Linked DNA regions of Homo sapiens: region 1 is linked to region 2. The links are chromatin contacts, found by Hi-C or POLR2A ChIA-PET in ENCODE. All regions are on one chromosome and are shown on one strand. The core of a region is the stretch at or near the end of the contact, and the rest is flanking DNA. Distances in the headings are between cores, read along the strand shown.

The links. Hi-C counts contacts between places; a loop is a spot of excess contacts on that map. ChIA-PET counts read pairs that join two places held with the same protein, here RNA polymerase II (POLR2A). Pooled maps may share reads with other maps.
Region 1: a map of Calu3 shows a loop between it and region 2 (7-fold over the local background). The contact joins two enhancer-like sites. A Hi-C loop is called at or near these places in 1 of 168 maps with a recorded cell type or tissue (Calu3), 1 of 37 single-sample maps with no recorded cell type and 2 of 50 pooled maps. POLR2A ChIA-PET finds 5 or more read pairs at or near these places in 1 of 52 experiments (AG04449).

What each region holds. Positions count from the first base shown.
Region 1 is chr17:72,613,829-72,618,823 of GRCh38, reverse strand. LINC00511 (long intergenic non-protein coding RNA 511) reads left to right here. Exons shown (of 5, transcript NR_033876.1): 3 at 260-508. Among named protein-coding and RNA genes, the nearest start is that of LINC00673, 24 kb to the right of the region's middle. Within about 2 kb of position 3,628, at least 11 of the 41 ENCODE cell types and tissues checked have a DNase peak (open chromatin) inside an H3K27ac peak, as active enhancers do.
Region 2 is chr17:72,404,706-72,409,498 of GRCh38, reverse strand. It overlaps LINC00673 (long intergenic non-protein coding RNA 673), which reads left to right. Exons shown (of 4, transcript NR_152516.1): 4 at 4,683-4,793. Among named protein-coding and RNA genes, the nearest start is that of LINC02003, 64 kb to the right of the region's middle. Within about 2 kb of position 1,963, at least 12 of the 41 ENCODE cell types and tissues checked have a DNase peak (open chromatin) inside an H3K27ac peak, as active enhancers do.

The DNA.
Region 1 (4,995 bases), core at 2,379-4,878, 210 kb before region 2:
CCACTCATTAGAGTCTTACACATGCAACTTAACCTCTCAGTGCCTCAGTTTCCTCATCTGTAAAACAGGTGTTGATGGCAACAGTACCTACCTCGTAGAGTTATTAGGAGGAAGTGCTTGAAACCGAGCCTGTGAGTTACATGTTATTAAATATATAGCCACCATTATACAATAAAATTGATTGAGTCGGGAGAGGAGACTCATCTGTGCTCCTTCATTAACTCAACACTGATTATGTATCTGCTCTCATCGGGCATAGGTGCTCACATGCCAGGAGAAATAAGCTGGTGATTTATGTGGCACAGCACCATCGATCGACCTACAAAGGAAGCTTCAGTGCAGCCGTGTTGCTATACAGACCTCTCTCACCAAGGCGTCATGAACTGAAGGGCTGGGAGAGGCCTCGTGGAGGAGGAAGAGTTTCGCTCAGCTGCTTGGGTGTGGGACTGAATGTGGTTCCAGAACTGGTCGCTGCCTTCACCCGCTGACTCTGGTCTCGGCGATGACAGTGAGTTCCTTCTTGGCGCCTTCAATGGGAGGGATTGTCGTGCACTTGGGGAGGAGTTGGCTGTGGAGTTCAATCATTAATTTGCCACAATTAAACCAGAGACTTCTGTCTCCAGCAGCAGATAAGCAAGCAGAGAGCTAACAACGAGGAAGGGCGGGGCGGTCTGACAAACCGGTTGTGAAGGGCAGGCTAGGCTGATTGAGAGCTGATAGGGGACTGTCATTGCTTTATTGTGGCAATAACGCCGTCAGGCATCTGGGGAATTAGGAGGGAAAGCCTCAGCTGGCATTGGCTGCAGGCACAAAGGGGGAAAACCCCAGCCAGACTTTTTCAGTCTGCTGGGCCACCAGAAAATGTTTTGGGGTCCCCGAGGTACGTGTGAGGCTGAGAGTTGGTGATCAGCTCCCCCGGTTCCTTCCTGGCTGGGCTACATGAACCGGGGACAGCTGGAGTGTTGAGTTTTGACATTCCCAAAGACAAGCAGCTAAAGTCAAGAGGACTGTGTCACACAGAGATGGTGATCAGGGGAATGGAGTCCCTCGGAGGCAGGGAAGGAGGCAGGCAGCCTTAGGTTAGACTCCAGGAAGAACTGTCTCCTGAAGCAGTGATAATTGGAACAGGCAACATCTGTGTGCTTGCTCTGTGCCCAGTGCTAGGTGCTTTCCATGAATTCACTAATTCCTGAAACCCACAGGTAGGTCCTTTTATTGCCCCTCTACAGAGACGAGAAAAACTGGGTCTTGCTGAAATTAAACATCTTGCCCAAGGTAACGTAGCTCCGAAGTAGCAGAGACAGGAATTGAAATTGCAGAGCTTCCTCTCGAAGCCTCTAGATGCTAGCCTACGTCTTCAAAGATGCCCATCAATCAGAGATGTAGGACAGTCTTATCTCTGGAATCTTCCTTGGTCTTCTTGTTCTGGCATTGATCAGCTGGTGTGTCATACACACACACACAGGCACACACGTACACACACACATTATATATATGCATACATGCCATGCATACACATCACATACAGGTACAAGCACACGCATATGCACAAACATTGCACATCACACACATCTACACACACATTACATACATGCACATGCACATCACATACACGCACACACTACAGATATAATCCCTCCCCAACTCCTCCACAGCCCCCCACCACAAACCTTTAAGGTACTGACATGACTGTAACAGAGTCATTGACCCTCAGTGGATTCTCCACCCCTGGACAACTGTGGAAAGACCAGTGGCATTCCTGGGAGTACTTTGACGGTTGTACAGGGCCCAGCAACTCTTGGCTGCCACAGCCCCCTGAAAAACAATGGCCTTGAAGTTGTCCACCCTCACTGCGCTGGGCTACACTCATTGGGTCATGCTTCATTTTTGCAGAAGGCCCTTCTGTGAGTACTTTAAATTCCTGAAAAAGCTCATTACATTTTGCCATGGTCCTGAGATGGTGACTGGGGACTGTCCCTGCTCTCATTGACTTGACTGAATTGAGGTCCAGATTAAGCCATAAAACAAAACCCAAAATGCAACCTCCCAAGCCCCCAACATGCCAAGACTGGCAGAAATTCTGAGACCAGGTAAAAGATGCTGCGCCCCCTCAAGTCTGTTCAATGATCAGGCGGGGACTAGGGAATGCTGGTTTGACTGGTGGGCTCCTCCCCTGCCTTCTCTGTTGGGGGTCGTGTTTGCTTTGTGTTCTTGGCCACAGGGTTAGCAGGAAGGAGATCACCAATGCATCGTTGCATGTGCTGTTCTTTGATTTTTCTCCATTCTTCACCCTGGAAGAAGGAGTGAATTTATGGACCTGTTATGGACTGACAGATGCCCTCTGCAGAATTAGAGGCAGCCTGGGATGGAGGTTGGGTTCTGAGACTTACATCTTGAGCAGGATTTCTCAGTCTCAGCACTGTGACATTTGAGGCTGGATCATTCTTTATTATTATTATTATTTTGAGACAGAGTCTTGCTCTGTTTCCCAGGCTGGAGTGCAATGGCTGGATCATGGCTCACTGCGACCTCCACCTCCTGGGTTCAAGCGATTCTCCTGTCTCCACCTCCCGAGTACCCGGGATTACAGGCGCCTGGCACCACACCCGGCTAATTTTGTAATTTTAGTAGAGATGGGGTTTCACCATGTTGATCAGGCGGGTCTTGAACTCCTGACTTCAGGTGATCCAGGTGATCCACCCATCTCGGCCTCCCAAAGTGCTGGGATTACAGGCATGAGCCACCACACCCGGCCTGGATCATTCTTTATTACAGGGTTTTGTCCTGTGCCTTGTAGCGTGGTGAGTAGCATCCTGGCCTCTACCAACTAAATGCCAGTACCACCCTGGCTTCCCAGTTGTGACCATGAAAAACCTCTCCAGACGTTGCCCAGTGTCTCCAGAGTAGGGGGAGGGGCAAAAGTGTGTGGGTTGAGGAGCACTCATAGAGACGACTTCAAAGTTTTGGAGCACGACTGACTTCCTGCCAACAGTCACTCTGCCCCTCAGTCCCTTTGCTTCTCTCTCCATCCTTGCCCTTCCCATCTGTTCAATGGGCACTTCGATGGCCATGAACTAAACCATTTACTCTGTGAGTCAGGAGGAAAGCAAAACCCCAGCCACATCTCACGCTGGAGAAACAGGACTTTCTTTCCTTTCCCCTCAAAGTTCTAGTTTTCCGCAAGGTCCCCAGATGGCCAGCTGAGAGCCTCTCGTCCACTCTGCAGGCGGGGACAAGCAAGCAACACAAACACCCTCTGTCCTTCCTCCAAAGGGAGAAAAGAGTTTTCCTCCCTCCCTCCATCCTTCCCCTCCCCTTTCAGAAACTCTTGGGTTGTGTTCACCGCCACCCCCGCCCCCGCAACCCGGCCCCACTCAGTCCGCTTACACTGCCGACCCCTCCCCAGCCATTCCCCGTTCACTTCCCTCCCCTTCCCCTGGTACACCTGACTTATTTATTTATTTATGGCTGGAGTATTTGAGCTCAGGGTTAGTTCGAGTCTATTAAGTTTGCTCCTTTTCCTGCCTGGGAACCCGGGTAATGAGTAACCATAGCGTGCTTTGGGCAGCTGTCTCCGACAAACCGAGAGACGCCGTGGGAGCCGCATAAGGGAGCGTTTGTTCTGTGCCTTCTCAATAGTTCCTTGTGCAGGAGGCAGGGTGATGGGAGGGAGGGAGGGAGAAGGGAAGAAAGAGACAGACACTAAATCACTGCACTTTTGACAATTCCTCTCTTCTCTCCCACCACCCATCCTCCCCCACCTACACCGATCAGATCTTTGTGGTGGACTTAAGACTTTAAGACTTTTGTTGCTGTTTCCATGAGCCTGGGGAGAGGCTCCTGTGTACCTCGTGGGGGTACTTTTGGGTGAGTTGCAGACTATATGGGGCCTGAGGGCTGATTTTTAACATGGGGATGGTTTAGGTGTCCTGGATCTCTCCCACTGTGTGTGTAAATTAACACAATGCCTATTGTTCCCTAGTTCATTTAATGATCCAATAAATCTCTAGGTATCTATTCCCAACCTTGTGGCCTAGATATGCTATAAAGCTGTTTGAAAAGTGCTTTCATAAAGCAGTCCAAGTGTATTACGGGATTAGTCATATGCCCCACAATCAACATGGGACTCGTTAGGGCCTTCCTTGATTTGTATCATTATGTAGACAAGAGAGACAGGCCAAGAAATATATTGTACATACGGCTTTTGGAAAATATCCTAAGTGATAGCCACATTCATTCATTCACTGCATGGGGATTTAGCATCCACTATGTGCCAGCTGTTTGGCTAGGTCTCAGGGGCAACTACGGAAATGAACAGGGCATGACTCTGGCTCTCAAATTTGCAATGGGGTAAGGAAAATAAGAAAGAACCCATGTCCCCGAATTACGGTAATATAAGTTAAGCTGGAATATGTGCCATAAGAAAGGTACAAGCAGAATATCTAGAGAGAGGGGAGGAGGGAAGATGAAAATATTTTGGGAGCATGAAAGAAAGCTTGGCTTCAGGAGAAAAAGATGAAGGGCAGCCCCTCCTCCAGGCAAAGGAAAGGTTTTAGCCAAGAAATGAAGGCAGGCAAGCATGGGGCATATTTGGGGAACAAGGAAGGGCTGGGTTGGTTGAGACATGGGCAGATGAATCACCATCCATGCTGTGTTTTAGACAGATTAATCAGGCTGTGGTGTGTAGGGTACATTTAAAGGGGAAGAGATTAGAGATGACAGTTAGAAGTAGATGCCACCGGTCTAGTTGGAAGAAAATGAGAAAAGACAGGATGGGTAAGATGGTGGAGTGTAGGATTGTGGAGGGAGGGGGTAGCAACTGACCACATGTCGAAGAGGGCACAGTGGAGGTAGCCCTGAGGCTTTAAGCCTGGGTGGCCAGGAAGAGAAATCTGGAAAAATAGCATGACACATCATCAGGAGGTCCAAGAATGGTTCAGAACTGAGTAGCAGGATCAGTGGTCTGGTTTGGATGTGCTAGATCTGAGAGGCACC
Region 2 (4,793 bases), core at 714-3,213:
TCCACTTCGAAGCCAGGGCCACTTCTTGCCTTAGATGCTCTCACAGACCTGCTCTTTTCTTGCTGAGGCTGCAGGGTGTTGGTTTGAGCTTTCCAAGCCAAATTCCAGCTCCCACCCCTTTTGCCCAGCTCCCCTTCACTGTTACCAATATCTCTCCTATGATACTCTCTTCAAAAGGCTCTCGGAAAATACACTGTATTGACAAGATTAGTTTCTTATTGCTGGTGTGATAAATGACCACAAACTCAGTGGTCAGAATTGAATTGGAGAACACCCAGCAGGTGTCCGCAGCTCCGTGTCGGGGGGATAATCCCCACAGATTTGGTCACCAACATCTTCTGTGTTGATTGTTGTGGGGTGAGAGCAGAGGAAGAGCATGGTTGGAGAGAGTTTTCCCTGCACAGTCACGATGAGGGCTCAGAGGGACTGACAAGGAAGAAGATGGTTCTCCAGCTTGAAGAACTCAGAGAAACACGTTTAGTGGTTTATTCTAAAGGCTGTTACGAAGGCTACAGGTGAAGAGATGCATAGGGTGAGGTGTGGGGGAAGGGCTGTGGAGCTTCTATGCCCTTCCTGGATGCTCCACCCTCTAGGAACCTCCATGTGCTCAGCTATCTGGAAGCTCCCCAGAGAACCCTGTCCTCTTGGGGTTTTATGGAAGCTTCATGACATCAGCATTCCTTCCCCAAGGGTATAGGGCGGGTCCTGCTCTGGGGAGGGTCTCAAGACCTATAGTCAGAAAGGTGGGGAAGATTAGTCCTGCCTTCGGGAAGGGTAGTGGCTTAAAACAACACAAATTCATTCTTTCACAGTTCTGGAGACCAGCTTCACTGAGCAAAAGTCCAGGCATCTGCGTGGCTTCCTTCTGGAAGTTCTGGGGGAGAATCTGTTTTCTTTGACCCCTTCCTTGAATCCTTCCAACCTCTTGCTTCCATTATCACACTGCCTACTACCTCTCTGGGATCAGATCTCCCTCTGCCTCTCTCTTATAAAGACACTTGTGATCACAGTTAGGGCCTACCTGGATAGTCCAGGCCAACTTCTCAAGATCCTTAATCACATCTGCACAGGCCTTTTTGCCATATGAGGTAGGATTCACAGCTTGCAGGGATCAGGGTGTGGATATCTTTGGGGGCTACTATTCAGCCCCCAACAGGAGCCCTCTTGCTACTGTTCTTCCATTTCTTGTCCCCATCTTTTTTTTCCAAACACAGAATGTACATAGATTTCACTTCTGTCTGGGGTTTTTTTAAAAAGGCCAGAAACATGGTCTACAGGGCAAGGCGATGTGTTGGGAGGGTTTGTCTAATCAACTCCCAGTGGCCATAGCAACAGACATGAAAATATTCAAGTGGAAAGGGACTGGGGGTGGAGGGGAGGGTATGGAAGGATCCTGCCCTAGAGGGGCCTGTGTCACCTCAGTCAGGTGACTTAACCTGTGGAGTGATGTACGATGGAGAAGCATAATCAGTAGCTATGGTAGTTCCGTAGCGAGCTTTGCAAAGCTTCCCTGTAATTCTAGGGGATCAGATCTCTAGATGCCTTCTAATTCCTGCTCCTCCTATGGTCTTTCTCTAGGCTAATAGAGGTGTGTCTTTAGTGGAATACAAATGCCATATCTAGAAGAGTTTGATTTGTGGGGAGGAGGGAGAGTTAGGATCTGCTTATGGCCTAACCTCATTTTCCTCCCTTGTGTGGATTCCCTCATCCCCCCACACATCCCTTGGCTGGGCCAGCCCTGCTGGGATGAGAGTCTGTGGTGTTGTATGTTTTGCTTTTTATTTTATTTTGCAAATGCCTCACAGCATTCCCCTCTGTGTTTAATGTCCCACTGCCAAGTGCATGCAGTTGCCCGGCAACAAGAAGGAAGTCCCTGGGTGATTCACCCGGCTGTTGCCAATTAATTTGCGAGCTGCATGCATCTCCCAGGGGAAAAGGGCTCTCTCCGAGACAGCTCAGAGGGCCACTAACCAGGTGGAGAAACGAAACCAGAGGAAGGTCAGCAAAACTTTGGGTTTGTGTGGGGTGTTTTCAGGTCCAAATGAAAGGGTGTGTCCAGAGGGCCCTGGCAACACCTGTGGCAAAGACTCCTGGCTTCCTTCTTGGCCACCAATCAGAGAGCTGCCTGGAGCACACAAGCACTTCTGTGTCTGCACATTGGTTGCCTTTTTGATTTTTCATCCTTTTATTTTTTAGTTGACTCTAAAATGCAGACTCTCCTGTCCCAGTTCATCTGCAGAGAAATGTCTTGAACCGTTTTTCTTCTTGTCAGTCCCTCTGGGCTCTCATTGTAACTGTGTAGGGAAAACTCTCTCCAACCGTGCTTTTCCTCTGCCCTCACACTACAACAGTCAACACGGAAGACATTGGTGACCGAATGTGTGCAGGTTTCTCCCTGACACCAATTCAACTCTGATACCATCTACCTGGAGATAGCATCAGATCCCATGGGTTGAGGACTCAGTACCCAAGACTGCCCCCTCCTCCCCAGACACCAGTGGCCAGTCCAGGCCTCTGGAACTTCTCACCGACCAGCTTTAAGTTGGGGTTCCCATGACTCCCCTCTTTGGGTTCAATTAATTTCCTGGAGCAGCTCACAGAACTCAGGGAAACACATTTAGTGGTTTATTCTAAAGGCTGTTACAAAGGATACAGGTGAAGAGATGCATAGGGTGAGGTGTGGGGGAAGGGGCACTGGGCTTCCCTGTCCTCCCTGGATGCTCCACCCTCCAGGAACTTCCATGTGCCCAGCTATCTGGAAGCTCCCTGAAGAACCCTGACTTCTTGGGGTTTCATGGAAGCTTCATGACGTCAGCATTCCTTCCCCAAGGTATAGGGCAGATTCCTCTCTGGGGAGGGTCTCATGAGTCAGAAAGGTGGGGAAGATTAGAGTCCTGTCTTGGAGCAGGTGTAAGGAGGGCAGGAGAGGGATTCTGTTTCCTGAGGCCCAACATTATAGCAAAAGACTGTAACAAGGGCTATGGGAGTTATGAGCTAGGAACTTAGGACGAAAACCTGTGTGTGTGTGTGTGTGTGTGTGTGTGTGTGTGTGTGTGTGTGTGTTTATCAAATAACACCACAGTGTCATTATCTCATCTCTGGCCACTGGTGCCCTTCTCTCTGGGTTTCCTGGCCACTGCACACATCCCCACCAAGGCCTCAGCTAGAGCCCTCATGAAGGAGAATTCCTTTGCACCAGGTTGAGTGGGGCCCCCAGGTCTTTTGAGGGACAGAAGGGGGCCTGTTGGTTTCCAAATGCCCCCAGAATCCATCGTGCATTTCCCTCAAGGCCTTGCTGTCCTCTGGCCCCATACTTGCCTAAGGAAACCTTTGATCCATGTTATGTCTCCATTATGGCCTGTGAGGGTGGGGTTTGCCTGTCTGGCTGATTCCTGTATCCACAGCATCTAATCCAATATGGTACTTGTGAATGCATGGATTTGTGGTTGCCCAGGTATTCCTTGTGGATTGATAGTGATTGCTAGAATCAGAGACCCAGAGGGCAGCCTCTTTCATAAGGCCTATGTTATCTGTATCTGTGAATAGGCCTGATATGGTTTGGCTTTGTATCCCCACCCAAATCTCATCTTGAATTGTAATCCCCATAATCCCCAGGCGTGGAGGGAGGAATCTGGTGGGAGGTGATTGGATCATGGGGGCGGGTTCCCCCATGCTGTTCTCATGATAGTGAGTGAGTTCTTACAAGATCTGATGATTTTACAAGTGTCTGGCATTTCCCCTGCTTGCTCTTCTCTCTCCTACCGCCATGTGAGAAAGGTCCTTGCCTCCTCTTTGCCTTCCGTCACGATTGTAAGTTTCCTGAGGCCTCCCCAGCCATGTGGAACTGAGAGTCAATTAAACCTCTCTCCTTTGCAAATTACCCAGTCTCAGGTATTTCTTTATATTGGTGTGAAAACAGACTAATACAAGGCCCCTGACTTGCACTGCTAAGACTCATCAGTTTTAAAATAGGGCACTCTCCTGAAGGCATTTGGTGCTATTCAATATATTTGTTACTCAGTAATGGAAGGTAATGTTGAGGGGTGAACATCAAGGAAAGTATCGTGAGTCCAACTCCATCTTAATTTATTTGCTATCAGAATTAGGGAAAAATAAATATATTTAATGGTGTCTTACCATTTCCTCTGAGCTATCCACTCTGAGTAAGTTCCTAATTTATTGTTAAGGGTGTTTCAGAAGCAGAGAGAAGTTCCTAGTAAATCCTAAACATTAGGATTAGGGACCAGAGCCCTGCTGTTCTGTAGCAAGAACACCGGCACCCTCTGTGCCTCGGCTTTCCACTATAAAGTGGGTGATCTACCACCCCCATGCTCCCTGCCCCATAAATCACAGAAATAATAGTGACCTGCTGAAAAACAGAATTTTCCACTTCCTCTGGACTGGCTGCACTCAGTGGCATTTTAAAAAATCAGCTCTGGATTTCGTAGTGGGATTTGTGTAGGAGGGTTCCTGGTGATGATTCAGTGGATGGATAGTTCCTTGAGAGGTATAAATAGGCTTTCCCCCACCCCCACCCCCGACACTTAACTAAAATACTGCTTTTTGAAGTATATGTTCTGTTCAACAGCTAAAGCATTATAAACCAAAGACAGTAATGTGATGCTAGCCCCTGAAAGGGCAGAAGCTAGAATCTAATTCTCATGCTGTTTTTTGGTCTACAGGATGGGAAGGACTGATCCACATTCCCACCAGGAAGTTTAGCAGAACCCCCGCGTGCCACCTGGACCCCTTGGAAGGACCTGGCTCAGGCTGGACCACCTCTTGAGAGGCAG